Regions from separate parts of the Mus musculus genome. Here region 2 is linked to region 1. A link is a loop called in an ENCODE intact Hi-C map of the cell type or tissue named here. Cell type or tissue: heart. All regions are shown on one strand.

Region 1 (8,000 bases):
GTGTGTCTCTGTGTGTTACCCCTTGGTGTAGGTCATTAAGATTCTGGGGACTGAGAAAGGGAAAAAGAACAAAAGCAACCTGATATTTCTGGCTGGGAATCGGGTACTGAAGTGGATGGAGCGAAGTCATGGAAGTGAAAAGGCCTTGACCTCACTACTTAAGTATGCCCTGCCCTGCCACACCACACCATGCCATGCCACGCCACGCCATGCCATGCCCCTGCCACACCCCCTGCTCCCAAGGACTGCACCCCTGGGCTTAGCATTTCCACCACTAGAGAGGCAGAGTGACCTGCTCCGAAGGGTCAGGTACTCTGGACAGCAGCTCAGATCCCCACAGAATGCTTTAGTCCTGTACCCCACCTTACAGTTGCTTAAGGGCCTCTTTGATTGTTCCCATTTTGAGGAAGGTACCCCAGCAAGGAGGGTATCATAGATTTCTGTTCCCAGCTTCGGAAGGGCCTGGGCAGTTAGCCATTCTCCATTAACCGTTGTCTTATAGGTGTGGCGTTGAGGATCATGTGGAAGCAGTAAAAAAGCTCCAGAATGCCACCAAGCTCCTGCAGAAGGTAATGGATCCTGTGGGTACTGGAGGGGCTGGGCCCCTCGCCTCAGCCCATGTGTGGATTCTCAAGAGGGTTTGAGGGCAGTGCAGGAGGAGAGGCAATGGTGCCCTGTTATCTTTTGCACATGTCTGAGTTCTCATATCCATTTCAGAACAACCTGAACCTCCTTAGAGACCTGGCTGTGCACACTGCCCACAGCCTCAGGAGCAGCCCAGCCTGGGGTGGTGTGGTCACACTACACAGGTGAGAATTGAGGGGCCCAGGTCTCAGCCTCTCCCCACAGATCAATGCACAGTGGGATGTGGGTTGCTAAGTGGTTGGTTTGCTAGTGAGCAGACCCCAGGAAGGGTGCTACTGACTTCCTGGGTTTAACAGCATCTTCACTGTAACTATGTAGGCCTCATTAGCTTCTTTCCTGGCTCTCTCACCTTCTGTCAGATCTGCCAGGATCCTGGGGATCCATGGGTATAAGCCAATGAGGCTGAGGGCATCTTCTCTATGCTGTGGGGTCTCGGAGTTTGTGCACTCAAACAGGAAGCAATGAGGACTGTCAGTTGTAGTCCTGCCTCTAGAGGAGGAACCTGGCCTCCTACAGTGTCACAGCACCACCACTTCATCCTGGGTCTCATGTCTGTGTCCTTTGTCGTAGGAAAGAGGGTGATTCTGAATTCATGAATATCATTGCTAATGAGATTGGATCGGAGGTAAGAGAGAGAGAGAGAGTGTGTGTTAGTTTTCCTCCACTGTGCAGAGGCCCTGGGAGGCATGGATGAGGGAGTTAGCTTAGCCAAAGTCCCTTCAGGTTAACACAAGAAGAGCTGAAACAATTGTATTCACATTGTTTTCCAAGTACTAGCCGAGATCAATCTCTGTAGTCAAGAAAGCTTGAAAGGCACCTGGATCCGTGTGCTAGAGAATGTCGGGTTGGTGAGACCCTTTGAAGACCTCTGCCTCGTCTCACCTGCCTTCCTTCCTTCCTTTCTTTCTTCCTTTCTTTCTTCCTTCCTTCCTTCCTTCCTTCCTTCCTTCCTTCCTTCCTTCCTTCCTTCCTTCCTTCCTTTCTTTCTTTCTTTCTTTCTTTCTTTCTTTCTTTCTTTCTTTCTTTCTTTCTTTCTTTCTTCTGTTGTCTCAAGTCTCACCTGCCTTTCTTTCTTTTTTTGTTTGTTTGTTTGTTTTTGTTTTTTGAGACAGGGTTTCTCTGTGTAGCTCTGGCTGTCCTGGAGCTTACTCTGTAGACCAGGCTGGCCTCGAACTCAGAAATCCACCTGCCTCTGCCTCCCAAGTGCTGGGATTAAAGGTGTGTGTTACCACTACCCGACAGTCACCTGCCTTTCTTGATCCTAATAGTCCAGCATAGGAGGTTGCCAAGTTTCTTTTGCTCTTACTTCAAATTCTTCTTCTTCTTTTTTTTTTAAGATTTATTAATTTTATGTATATGAGTACACTGTAGCTGTCTTCAGACACACCAGAAGGCGGCATCAGATCCCATGACACGTGGTTGTGAGCCACCGTGTGGTTGCTGGAAATTGAACTCAGGACCTCTGGAAGAGCAGTCAGTGCTCTTAACCACTGAGCCATCTCTCCAGCCCCAAACTCTTTATGGAATGCCTCCTGGGCTCAAGCCTCAGGTCTCTTTGTAATTCTGCTGGATACACAGCACTGAGTCTCACAGAGCCCAGTTCTAGCCTGAGAGACATGTGACTTCAGCATTTGTAATTTGGAGTGATAAATGCTGGAGGCAGAACACATTACTTAAAGAGAATGAGAGGCTTCGGGGCTAGGCCACAAAGCCTGCTTAGAGGTATTCAGGTAGCCAAGGAGCAGAGTGACCACCAGAAAGCAGTGGTGTGGCTGTGTAGGCAATGGCGGCTAGGGTGTGTGGTTCATCACAGACAGGAAAGGATAGTGGAAGTGAGACTGTGAACGGTGTCTTCTATTCAGTATGGTCAGTGGCCTTCTCCTAGTGTTTAACCTCCTGGCCATTCTCACAGAGCTTGGCAGCCCAGCCAGAGTGGGAGGCTGCGACATCACCATCAGAGCCATCTCTGTGGTTTAGAGGACTGTCTGTTCTTGACGCAGGGTGTAGGGGAGTGGACCCCATGTGTGCTCATCTCCTTGTCTTACCTTCTAGGAGACCCTCCTGTTCTTAACTGTGGGGGATGAGAAGGGTGCTGGGCTCTTCTTACTGGCAGGCCCGGCAGAGGCTGTGGAAACCCTGGGGCCCAGGTAATGTGAGTGGTTCCTGTGAGAGGGGAGGTTGTGTATTTCGGCATCTGATGCAGCCTGTGCTCCTGCAGGGCATCACACTGTGATGTCCTTGGTTCACAGAGGCATGTGAGGCCGGCTGAGCAGATGTGGTCTCACACAGGCACGCCTAGTTTGACAGATGGGGGAACCTTATATCATGCACTTGAGGCCTCACAGTAAAAGGGGCAGAAGGAGATGAGAGCCCAGGGCTTGCTTTATTATTTATTTATTTATTTATTTTTAACAGAAAATTTGATCCTAAGCAGTGGTTCTCAACCTCTCTAATGCTGTGACCCTTTAATATACTTCCTCATGCTGTGGTGATCCCCAACCATAAAATTATTTTGTTGCTACTTCATAACTAATTTTACTACTGTTATGAATCTTAGTATAAATATCTGATATGCAGATCCTCACCCCAGATTGGGATCCAAAACCAGACCAAAGTACAGATACCAGCAAAGTCCATTTGGTTTTACTGGGGTTACTTATAGGAGCAAAAATTACTTAAAGATGGCTGTGCTATCAAAGCCCTACCCAGCATGGGTGACAGGTCTCAAAGCCGGGGGAACCTGGAGCTCACTGCATGAAGAATGCACATGTGGTATTGTGCCTTTGCCTGTGTTTAGTTGCTCTCCCTGAGCTCAGAGTCCTGCAGAGCCCGTCCGCTCTCCCTTTCCCGTTCTGCCTCTGTGCAGCGCAGCCCACTGTGCTGGTTCTGCCCTGTAGTTCTCTTTCTCTTCTTGTTTTCTTTCGAGACAGGGTTTCTCTGTGTAGCCCTGGCTGTCCTGGAACTCCCTCTGTAGACCAGGTTGGCCTGGAACTCAGAGGTCTGCCTCCCAAGTACTGGGACCAAATAAACCATGCCTGGTTTATTTTCTTGTTTTAACCACATTCAGAGGTAGACTCCAGTTCCTTTGGGCATTAGAATTTTCAGTCATCATTGGCTCTCTGGAGTATGTGTTCCTTGGAAACATCACAAGAAAACATAGTTATTTATAATGGAGACTCCTAACAGGCAGCCTCTGGTGGCCTGAAGTCTGGTTTGGCCAGACTATCTCCATAACCATCTCTTCATTCTCTAGGGTGGCTGAAGTCTTGGAAGGCAAAGGAGCAGGGAAGAAGGGCCGCTTCCAGGGCAAAGCCACCAAGATGAGCCGCCGGGCAGAGGCGCAGGCGCTTCTGCAGGACTATGTCAGCACACAGAGTGCTGAGGAGTGAGGGGCCAGGACGTCGTCCCTGTGACCAACAGTAAAATATTGTGACTCAAACATGGTTGTATACTGCCATTTATGTTAGTGTGCATAATGTGCACGGCGTGCTCCAGTGTGCTAAAGCGACTAGCACCGGTATGAATGGTTTCTGACTTGGCTCCATTAGGTGTAACCTCCATGAGTGGAAATTAAATCAATGAAAGGTACTGAGCTAGGTCCTTTCTAAAGCTTCATGCTGTGGTATAGTTGCTTATGGCTAGTGCAAGACTTCACCTAGGGCTTAGCCTCATCCAAATCTCCTTGCTTTATTTTGTCTTGTTTTTTTTTTTTTTTTTTTTTGAGACAGTCTTGCTGTGTCACTCACCTGAGTGCTGAGACTATGGCCATGGGCTGCCAGGTTTCAGACCTCGGTTTTGTGCGGTGTGTGTGTGTGTGTACACGAGTGAACATGTGTATGGAGACTGGTCTTGGTCTTTGGCTACTTTGTGTGTTCTTCTTTTTTCTACCCTTCTCCATGCCTTTTCTTCCACCCTTTGAACCCCTTAACACTAGGTAGGAGAGAAAGGCATAGAGAGGAAAGGAAAGAGATCCCTGAATAGAAAGTCAGGGGTTGGAAAGAGGGCAATGCAAGTTTGATCTTTGCAGTCAGGATATCTATCTAATTCCTTCTTGTTTCTTCTTTGTGTATGACTATTTAACAAACCATGACCAACAACAACAACCCACCCATCCCTCTGAAGAGTCCCCAGAATTCCAAAGTCGCACAATTGCAGAAACTATCGGAAGCTGGTAAATTCACACTACAGCTGGAGTGTGAGGCAAATCATAGTCAGCCGCTGCAGAGCAGACCTGTATTTCACGCTGGGGATTGAAACAAAGACAGATTCTTAGACTATTTCTGTTTGTAGATTTTATGTATACAAGTGCATGTATGTACAGCCATGTGACAGAAGAGGGCGTCAGATCCCATTACCATATGGTTGCTGGGAACTGAAATCAGGACCTCAGGAAGGGCAGCCAGTGCTCTTAACTGCTGAGCCATCTCTCCAGCCCTATTTTTGTATTTTTTTTAAAGAAACCAAAATTGGAAGCCGGGCAGTGGTGGCACACTCCTTTAATCCCAGCACTTGGGAGGCAGAGGCAGGTGGATTTCTGAGTTTGAAGCCAGCCTGGTCTATAGAGTGAGTTCCAGGTCAGCCAGGCTACACAGAGAAACCCTGTCTCGAAAAAACCAAAAGAAAAAGAAACCAAAATTGGAAAATTGTCACTATACCATTCACCGTTTAACATGTTTATTCATTTATTTTTGCAAGAGCATCTCCTCTATTCTGGAACTCACCAAGTAGGCTATGCAGGTCAGTGAGCCCTGTCTTTGCCTCCCCATCCTGAGATTACAAGCCTGCACTTACACCTGTTTTGTTTTGTTTTTGTTTATTGAGAAGGGTTTTCTGTGTAGCCCTGACTGTCCTGGAACTCACTCTGTAGACCAGGCTGGCCATAAAGTCACCTTGCCAAACCTGATTTTTTAACATGGATTCTTAGAATCATGTTAAATCCTTGTGACTCCAGGGTTTTGTCAACTGACAAAGTTCCTCAGTTTGTCAGAACTCTTTGTGTATGGTATACTTGTGAGTGCAGGTATACATGTAATGTATGCAGTGTCCATGTGTATGATGGATGGGCGTGTGTGTGTGTCCGTGTCCTGTCTCTGCCTCTCATCTCACCATAGGATGCATGCTGCTGTGTTCTCCCTTGTTTATCATTTTTTGTTTGGTTGGTTGGTTTTGGGTTTGTTTTTTTTTTTGTTTTGGTTTTTTGAGACAGGGTTTCTCTGTGTAGCCCTGGCTGTCCTGGAACTCACTTTGTAGACCAGGCTGGCCTCAAACTCAGAAATCCTCCTGCCTCTGCCTCCCAAGTGCTGGGATTAAAGGCATGCGCCACCATGCCCGGCTGGTTTTGGTTTTTTGAGACAGGGTTTAGCCTGTAACTCACTCTGTAGACCAGGCTGGCCATGAATTCACAGAACTCCACCTGCCTCTGCCTTCTGAGGGGACTGAAGACGTGAACCACCACCACCGGGCATGGGTTTTTTGCTTTGTTTTGTTTTTTGTCTGTCTGTCTGTCTGTCTGTTTGTTTGTTTTACAGTGTCTAAAATAAATATGTATTTATTTTGTCTGTTATATATGGCAAGTCTGTGGATGGCAGAGAATAACTTTGTGTGAGTCAGTTGTCTCTACCATGTGTGTTCTGGGGATTTAACTCAGGTTGACAGTCATGGAGTCCAGTGCCTTTAGGTGCAGAGCCATCTTTGCTACCCCAACTGGACTTATTATGTGGGATCCGGGACTCAGAAATCAGATCATCTGTCTTGCAGCAAACACTTTGGCCTACTGAGCCAGCCCAGGCCCCGGGACCTCTTTCAGGGCACCACTCATGAGTGCCCTGCCTACATCACATAATAATCATACCCTAAGGCTGCAGCCCCTCACTGAGGAGCTAGGATGGGAGTTTCCAGGGGACGCAGCACTGAGGCCTTAGGAGTAATAAGACAATGGTAGACCGGTCATTTGCTCAGCATCACACGGGTGGGCTCTGTTCACTTGGAGCATGAATGGTTTATTCAAACTTGGCTCACTTCGGAACAAGTCATAAACCCGCCTTGCTGGGCAAACATGATTGTCTGGCTTACTGCTGAGGCTTTCAGTTCCTTGACCTGGCCTTGGGGACATGAGCATAGTGTTCTCAGAGAGAAGGAACTTTCTGGAATTACTCAATTATGAGGAGGCATAAATACTGGGGCAAATTACGTGAAAACAGAAATTAGGTGTGTGGAGCAGGATAAATAAGCAGTGTCAACTGAGGACATCACTCCAGTCTGTCACAGGGTTCCCAATCCAATGCCTGGGTCAAGAACTGTGTGTTCCTGAAAGGGGTGGATGGTCTGATGAGGGTCACCAGAAAGCTTAACAACACTGACCGATTTGTTGGAGAAGAGTCTTCCAGGGCCCTGGGAGATGCTCAGCAGTTAAGAGTGCTTGCTGCTCTTTTGGAGATCTTGGGTTTGGTTCCCAGCACCCATATTGGATATCTCATAATCACCTGTGACTTAAGCTCCAGGGGATCTGGTGGCCTGTTCTGGTCTCCTCACACAGGTGCACACATTTAACAGATAGGAATAAAACTTTACATTTTTATAATGTGTTGGAGAGGTAGCTCAGCTCTTGAGAGCACTGGCTTTTCTAGAGAACCCAAGTTCATTTCCCAGCACCCATATGGCAGCTCTGTAGTAGCCAGCTATAACTGGTTATGTTTATGGTACTAGGGGATCTAATTTTCTCTGGGCTTCTCACCAGGCACGTTATGCACAGACACACATCCAGACAAGACACCCATACAAATAAAAATGTAAAAGGGGAGCTGGAGAGATGGCCCAGTAGTCAAAAGCACTGGCTGTTCTTCCCCAAGTTCAATTCTCAGCATGTGCACATGGCAGCTCACAGCTGTCTGCAACTCTGGCTCCAGGGGATCTGAACCCTCACATGACATACTGGCAAAACACCAATGCATATGAAAAATAAATCTTTTTTAAAAACTGAAAGGAATTATTTATGTGTACATATAGAGATCATACGTTCTACAGCATAGCTATGGTGCTAAGGTATAACCGTCTACTTGGAGTGTGAAAAATAGAAGGGAGTTGTTGAGTTAGAAATGTCCCTCGTCCCCACCTCACCCTTTGTTCCTGGGTGGAAAGCCAGGAGTCCACCACACTATGCCAGAATGCCTGGGTTTTTTTTTCCTCAGGAGACCTTAAATAAACTCTGTGGCTCTGTCGCCACTTGTGGCAAAACACTGTGATGAGAAAATCTCTTGGAGAAAGTGCCTGCCCCTGTTTTCTATTCCTAAATGTGAGTCAACTCTGACTACTGTATCCTCTACAGAGGGCAGCCTGGCTGTTCAGGGGAGTGAGTG
Region 2 (8,000 bases), 200 kb after region 1:
AGAATAAATAAATAAATGAGAAGTCACTATTGAGACATTATACAGCACAAAGCCAAGTGATTTTTCGCTTGATTGTTATTTTCCTGCCTTGCTGTGGTTGTTGGCACACTGAGAGTATGTCTGATCCCTGCCTGTAGACCAGGCTCCCCTGTCTTCTGAATGCTGAGATTAAAGGTTTGTGCCACCATACTGTGTGTGCTGTTAAGATTTTTGAACAGCAAATCCAGTGTTACCAATGACCACAGAACTGGAATATTCTAATAAGGGTAAAGGCTCTAGCTAGTTAACTGTTAGTAGTTGTTAGGGTTCATCAAATGATGTGGTGTTACACCTCTTACACCCCTAGACTGCAGGGTGAGTGCTAAAAAACCTACCTTATCTTTTTTTTTTTTTTTGAGACTGGTTTTCATTATATAGCTTTGACTGTCTTAGAACTCACTATATAGACTGGCCTCAAACTCAGAGATTCACAAACCTCTGCCTCCCAAGTGCTGGGATTAAAGGTGTGCACCACTACACCTGACAAGATACTTTTTTTTGTTGTTGTTTAAAATGTCCATTAGTATTTTGCCTATATGTATGTCTGGGTAAGGGTATTGAGTCCCCTGGAACTGGAGTTACAGATAGTTGTGAGCTGTTATGCGGGTGCTGGGAATTGAACCTAGGTCCATCTGGAAGAGCAGTCAGTACTCTTAACCACTGGACTGTCTCTCCAGCCGCAAGACCCTGTCTTAAACCCTGTGTGCAAAGATGAGTAGAGTGTGCGGCCACCACTGCTCACTTTTCTATTCCTTTGTTTCAGAGATGATCCCTGGATCTGTGCTGATCAGCGATGCTGTGTTTCTGGAGCTGGTGGATGCCCTCAACCAGTACTCTGATGAGGAGGAGGACGGGCACAACGACCCCTCCGATGGAAAGCAAGACGACAGCAAAGAGGACCTGCCGGTAACAAGAAAACGGAAGCGCCATGCTATCGAAGGTGCACAGCCCTGCTTCCATAGACTATTTTGAAATTGACAGGGAAGAATGGAAAACTTGAGAGTATTATTTTTTAAAAAAACATTCATGCTTCTCTTTGGTCTACTTACAAGGAAAACATGGTCATTAACTGATAGCTTCAGCTACTGAACTAGCTGACGGTGAGAGTGGAACAATTTCCAGGGTAGTCATTGCTGTTAGTTTCTAATTCTACTGTGCTTGGAAAATCTGGAAAGATATAAAGGAGAAAATAAGATTATACTTCAATCTTGCTACATAGGAATAATCAGATTATTCCTTGTAGATTGTAAATTGTACATATCTAAATCAGCATGGTCATACAAAATTGAGATTGTGTGGGTGCGTGATATAAACTTTTATCTTCTTAATTTAATTTTACAAATATTTTCCAAGTCACTAGTATTTAATTCAATATTTCTGGGCCAAGGTGATTGCTCAGTGGTTAAAGTCTTGCTATGAGGACAGGAGCCCAGATACCCAGAACCCATGAAGATGCAAAAATGCGTGTGGTGTCCTCTCTGTGATTCCAACCTTAGAAGGTGTAGAAAGGGGATTCCCCACGACAAGAGTGCTGGCCAGACTAGTCATGTTGACAAAGGAAGAGGAGTGGAGGAAGATGATTCTAGACATCAGCCTCAGGACCGCACATGCATATGCACGCATGCCCACACATGTGTGCCCACATACACAAACACACATCCACATACCTGCACAAGCACTTCAGAATGGGAAAAGAAGAAACCTCGGAGTTACCGAATGACACTGTTATTTACTTGTAGTGTACTTGTAGAGAAGACAGTGTCTCTCTCTTCCTATGAGAGTCCCAGTGCCAGTTGTTCTTCAGCACCAGGGTTATAGTGGGATTCATCTGTCTTCACCTCTGAGAGACTCCTCTTGATTATAATAGGGACTGTAGACTTTGTTATCAATACAGTTGAGGTTTGGATGAGCACAGCAGCTGTAATCATTTGTTCTGCTGCAACAAAGGGAAAACGACAAACAGCTTTGTCTATGCCCAGGAGTTCACTGTCATTTCCCATTCAGGCAACAAAAAGAGTTCCAAGAAACAGTTTCCAAATGACATGATCTTCAGCGCCATTGCGTCCATGTTTCCTGAGAATGGTGTCCCTGACGACATGAAGGAGAGGTAGGGACAGCTGTTCCACTCAGGCCAGACCCAGGGCTTGTCAACAGACTCCTTTTTTTGTAAAAGAGATTTATTTATTTTAAAGATTTGTTTATTTTGTGTATATGAGTACATTGTAGCTGTACAGATGGTTGTGAGCCATCATGTAGTTGCTGGGAATTAAACTCAGAACCTCTGCTCGCTCTGGGCCCGCTCGCTCTACCCCGCTCCCTCCAAATATTTACTTATTATTATATAAGTACACCGTAAGTACACCATAGCTGTCTTCAGACACAGCAGAAGAGGGCATCAGGTCTCATTACGGGTGAGCTACCATGTGCTTGCTGGGATTTGAATTTAGGACCTTTGGAAGAGCCATCGGTGCTCTTAACCGCTGAGCCATTTCTCCAGCCTGTGAACAGATTCTCTCCTTTTTTTTTTTTTTTTTTTTTTTTTTTTGGTTTTCTGAGATAGGTTTTCTCTGTGTAGCCCTGGCTGTCCTGGAACTCACTTTGTAGACCAGGCTGTCCTGGAACTCAGAAATCCACCTGCCTCTGCCTCCTGAGTGCTGGGATTAAGGCGTGTGCCACCACCGCCCGGCCTGTGAATAGATTTTTTTTTTTTCAGAGCTGAGGACTGAACCCAGGGCCTTGCTCTTGAGCTAAATCCCCAACACTCCCCCCCGCCCCCGCCCTCCCCCCCCCCCCCCCCCCGTGAACAGATTCTTATCCAAGCCCACTTTTTGATAATAAAAAGCCCTGTTGTGTGCCATGGTTTGCTTACTCTTCTGACTTTCTTACCTAGTACCTCTGAATGTCCCTTGTCATATTAGGGATCATTCTGTGTGCTGCTTTTGAGGACGTCTGGGAAGAAAACTTGCTCTACCTTCCTGGGTAGTTACAGCAGCACTGAACTTAGCAAGCCGCCTGCTCCTTACTTTGATACTTATGCCCAGCCCTGCAGAATTGCGATGGCATGTCCACTTAGTTGCTTACCATCTCCTGACCCACCAAGCCTATAAAGGCCACCTATCCTCCCTTGGCACCCCATGCTTGGATGGCAGTTCCCTGGCTACAGTGGAGAGTTTCCTAAAGAGGAATTCTCTTTTCTTACAGGTATCGAGAGCTGACAGAGATGTCAGACCCCAATGCACTTCCCCCTCAGTGCACACCCAACATCGATGGCCCCAACGCCAAGTCAGTGCAGCGGGAGCAGTCTCTGCACTCTTTCCACACCCTTTTCTGCCGGCGCTGTTTTAAATATGACTGCTTCCTTCACCGTGAGTGGGGCTGCTCTGGGGGAAGTGCTTCGCTCCCCCCACTCCACCCCAGCCCAGCTCCTTCCCTGTGTTTTGCTTTACTGTGTGGCGTTCCCAGCTCCTGCTCCCGAAAGGGATTCACGAAAGCCCAGTTGTTTTTATTTGCTCAGTGATACTGTGATAGGTACAACCTAATTAAGCACTGTGGTTGTCTTCTCTTGGCACCTTCTACCTTTGAAAGGATTATATAGATATCTACAATCTAGATTTTCTATACCTTGGAGGTCATCTTTTAAATGGATTTTAAAAAAAGATTTATTTATGTATATGACTGCACTATACAAATGGTTGTGAGCTTTCATGTGGTTGTTGGGAATTGAATTTTTTAGGACCTCTGCTCACTCCAGTCAACTCTGCTTGCTCAGTCCCTGCTCACTCTGGCCCAAGGATTTATTTATTATTATACATAAGTACACTGTAGCTTTTTTCAGACGTGCCAGAAGAGTGCATCAGATCTCATTACGGGTGGTTGTGAGCCACCATGTGGTTGCTGGGATTTGGACTCAGGACCTGCAGAAGAGCAGTCAGTGCTCTTACCCACTGAGCCATCTCGCCAGCTCTTAAATGAAATTAACACCTGCCATAGCTCCCTAACTCAGTTTTCTTGTCAAAAGGATAGAACCTTGGAAACACTACAGCCTTTTGTTTTCCAGCTTTCCACGCCACCCCAAATGTATATAAGCGCAAGAACAAGGAAATCAAGATTGAGCCAGAACCGTGTGGCACAGACTGCTTCCTTTTGCTGGTAGGTTTTTAAGCTCTTCTGTCTTTGTTATCTCTGTTTAAAGTTGAGGAGGAAATGGTCCTAGAATTTTCTGTGTCTGGGAACACAGCACTGCAGAGGTTCTCCAGACATGGTAGAGTGAATTTAGTCTTTTGGGGTGATGGGGTAAGATCTGATGAACATTAGTAAAGGATTTTCTGCTCTAAATATCACTTCAGAGTCTTGAGGCTGTTGTTGTACTCAGAGCACAGAGGGCTGTGCCTGTGTGTTAGTGGTGGAGTACTTGGGCTTGGCCCCAGCACCATCCAAGAGAAAATGAGAGCAAAGTGTACTGTCATTGTGCTGTCTTCTACACAAAAGCCAGTGCTCTGAAGACAAGAAAGTTGGTGGGAAGATTGTTTTTATTCAACAGCTGGCTGCCATCGTAAGGATATTGGTGGTGGTGGGGTACCGTAAGATCCCTTCTCAATGGGTGTGATAGCTCATGCCTTTAATTCCAGCACTCATGAGACAGGCATGCGGATCTCTTGAGTTAGAGGCTAGCCTGGTCTATGGAGTAAGTTCTGAGATAGCCAGGACTACACAGAGAAACACTGTCTTGAAAAACTCGGGGGGAAAAAATCTCAGAGAACTCAGGAACACGGGGCTTCTAGGGAGAAGCAGAAGGAACCGGTCTTCATCCTTCAGAGACAGTTCTCCTTCTGGTCTCTGACTGGCTATCTCAGTGGTCCCCAGCCTCCTCTGTAATCCATAAAGCAGTTATAGTACTTCTAACCTTCAGAGGAACCCCGTGGTCTCTGAGCTGATGCACAGTGCCAAACCGTAGGGACTTCATATGGCCTCATTATCTGGTATTCTGCATTCTGTATGTGCAAAGAAAGATTACTTAGCTCTTAATATCTAAGTATTGGGTGCAACTTCTCATTAGGATTTAGAATTGGGCAAAAGAGGGTGACATAATTGTAGGTGGCAAAGAGAAAGGGAAATTAAAGGAACTCCCCAGGACAACTGCTAGGGGGCCACCATTCGCTTGCTGCCAGCCCTTCATTCATTCTGACTCCTCAGTGCTAAATGGGAGAAAAGATGGAGGGTTGGGGGACAGAGGCTTTGATGGGGTGAAGTATGTGGTCCTTTGCTGAGCGGGCAGTCAGAACATCATTGCCACGTGTATGATTTAATACCTTCAGTCCCGAGGAGGGGCCCATTGTTGTTGATATTAGGAGTGTTTGTTCTGATTATCTGAGAAGTGAACATAAAAGCCTTGTTTTTTTCTTGTATAACTGACTGTCCAAAGGCCAGTATTCTGAGAAGATGAGATGGGGCTTCTGCCTGAGAGCCTCATCTCAGGACACTTAGAAAGCAGGAGCAGGAGGCGGGATGGGAGTGCTGTGTGTGCTGAGTGAGATGTTGGTCATCTGGGGCACTTGTCCTTTTCTCGCTGACTGGTGCATATCAGTGGATCTTAATCTTCTGAGGCTAGTGCTGTTGTTTGTGGGCAGACATATTTTAATCATTTCTTTTGAGCATTGGGTGAGGTATGTCATAGCATTTGTATAGAGGTCAGAGGACAACTTTTTTGTTTGTTTGTTTGTTTTTCGAGACAGGGTTTCTCTGTGTAGTCCTGACTGTCCTGGAACTCACTTTGTAGACCAGGCTGGCCTCGAACTCAGAAATCCACCTGCCTCTGCCTCCCCAGTGCTGGGACTAAAGGTGTGCTCCACCACTGCCCAGCAGAGGACAATTTTAGGAGTTGGTTTTCTACTTCTGTGTGAGTCCTGGGAATCAAACTCTGGTTTGCTGCAAGTACTTTTACCCACTGAGTCATCTGCCCAGACATCCTGTTGTTAAACTTCAGCAATCTACGTGGTTTGTTCGATGTGATGCACAAAACTGAAGGATAATGCAGAGTTTTATACATACTGGTGTTATCTGAAGGCCATCAGATGTTCTTGGGTTCTATCAGTCTACAGCATAGATTATTTATTGCTTAGGATGTGACTTGTCGTTAGCCTTCAGGTGCTAGGCTTAGGAAGGGGTGGTAACTTTGGAAAGGGGTGGGGGTAAAGTACTTGTGCAGAAGTTATTATTCAGTTATCTGGGCTGTGCCCAGACAAAGGATAGACTACCTTGACACAGTTTCTGCTATCAGTTAAAACTACAGTGTAAAGCCATGTGCCTTCCCAAATATCTTCAGCAGGGTAAGAGAAGGGGCATGGTGGCAGACATTACTTGTTCATCTGAAGTGGTCGGGATGGTTATAGCAAAAAAGAAAGAATAAATGAACACCTTCCGACTCATGTAGTACGTCCTTCCTATGTATCAAGTCCCATGCTGCACCCCACCCTGCTTTAGCTTACTGTTACTCTTCTGACGGTCTTCTGAGGTAGAAGACATTAGGGTCACATACTTTGCACAGTTTATTAATAAGTCAGCGCTTACAGCATTGTTCAGATGCAAGCACTGATCTAAGTCTATAGGCTGTGCTTTTTTTCCAGGCCTTTCTCTAAACATAATGATAACATTTAGCACCTCATTAACTCAGAAGGTCATCACCCTGCTCAGTGTCACCACTCTGAAACCGTGTGCGTGTGTTTCTTCAACTTGAGATAGCCATAGACACACATTTAAATGTGCTGGGCTATCCTCCCCCTATTTTTGTTTTTCTTTACGGATAGTGTCTTTATGGATAGTGTCATAACAAGATGTCTGGCCCCACCAAAGCAAGCCTTCAGAATGGTAACCAAGACCTCGGTTGTTCTTATAAAAAGCTTCAGAAGAAAGTAAAAGACGGAAGAGAAGCCAGTGTTTATAGTTTCTTTAAGTTGTTTTTTTTTTTTTTTTCTTTTTTCCTTTTACAGCACAGAGAGTTTAATTTACAGTCACAGGCATGTTAGGCAGGTGCTCTAACACTGAGCTATTCTCAGCTTACTAACTTGTTAATAAGAACCTTTTGTTTTCAGACTACTAGCCTGAAATACAGTTCAGGCTCAAGATCCTGGTTCAGCCTCATGTGTTAACTGAAATGGAGGCTTCATAGTCATGTGTGAGGAAAGGGGCCTAGGGACAGGAGCCCTGACTCGAGTCCACTCTGGAACATTGAGCTACATTCTCTGAAGCCGGTTCCATCGCCTCTGACCCTTGGTTCATATGCAGGGGATGTTCTCAAATCCCAGATGGCTAACGCATGAAAGAATTTCAGATGTTTCTCAAAGCTGAAGATGCCTAGATTTTGGGACCCTTTTTCTGTGAAAAGAGACGTTTCCATGTTTTGGGGAATCTTTAACCACTGTCATAATATGGTCACACTTACATAGTACAGGTACAAACAAAGTATCCTTGTACAAAGCTTTATGATGGGGTCATCAACTCAGAGACACTGCCTATCCCTGTTTCTTCTCTGTACTCTGCTCACCACAGGAAGGAGCAAAGGAGTACGCCATGCTGCACAACCCTCGGTCCAAGTGCTCTGGGCGCCGCCGCCGAAGGCACCCAGTGGTCAGTGCTTCCTGCTCCAATGCATCAGCTTCTGCTATGGCTGAAACTAAAGAAGGAGACAGTGATAGAGACACTGGCAATGACTGGGCCTCCAGTTCTTCAGGTAAACAGAAAATGCCCAGCTCCTAATCTCTTAATATTTATAACTTTTAAAAACAATTTTTTCTACCAATTTACCTGTAAGCAAATGAAAGTGAGGCAGACACATGCACGCATGCACGCACGCAGGAACTATGTAGACCAAGCTAACCTCAAACTTGTCCTGATCCTGCTGCTTCTGTTTACAGAATTACAGGAGTGTGCCCTGCACAGCTAACGTTTGCATTCCTAAATGTTCT

What was found. A loop is a pair of places that touch in the nucleus more often than their neighbours do. Peaks named below come from ENCODE experiments on the same cell type or tissue, not always from the same donor. Only the 100,000 strongest peaks of a DNase experiment are listed, where the experiment ranks them.
Region 2: it touches region 1 in a loop (3-fold over the local background); 19 of 42 quality-filtered maps call a loop at or near these places.

What each region holds. Positions count from the first base shown.
Region 1 is chr11:101,402,923-101,410,922 of GRCm38, reverse strand. It overlaps Aarsd1 (alanyl-tRNA synthetase domain containing 1), which reads left to right. Exons shown (of 12, transcript NM_144829.1): 7 at 32-162; 8 at 503-569; 9 at 718-809; 10 at 1,216-1,270; 11 at 2,698-2,792; 12 at 3,899-4,084. The coding sequence ends at 4,034. Among named protein-coding and RNA genes, the nearest start is that of Aarsd1, 11 kb to the left of the region's middle. In heart, no CTCF peak of the experiment used is centred here; no DNase peak of the experiment used is centred here.
Region 2 is chr11:101,203,526-101,211,525 of GRCm38, reverse strand. Ezh1 (enhancer of zeste 1 polycomb repressive complex 2 subunit) reads left to right here. Exons shown (of 21, transcript NM_007970.3): 7 at 803-979; 8 at 2,044-2,146; 9 at 3,241-3,404; 10 at 4,097-4,188; 11 at 7,585-7,765. Among named protein-coding and RNA genes, the nearest start is that of Ezh1, 19 kb to the left of the region's middle. In heart, no CTCF peak of the experiment used is centred here; no DNase peak of the experiment used is centred here.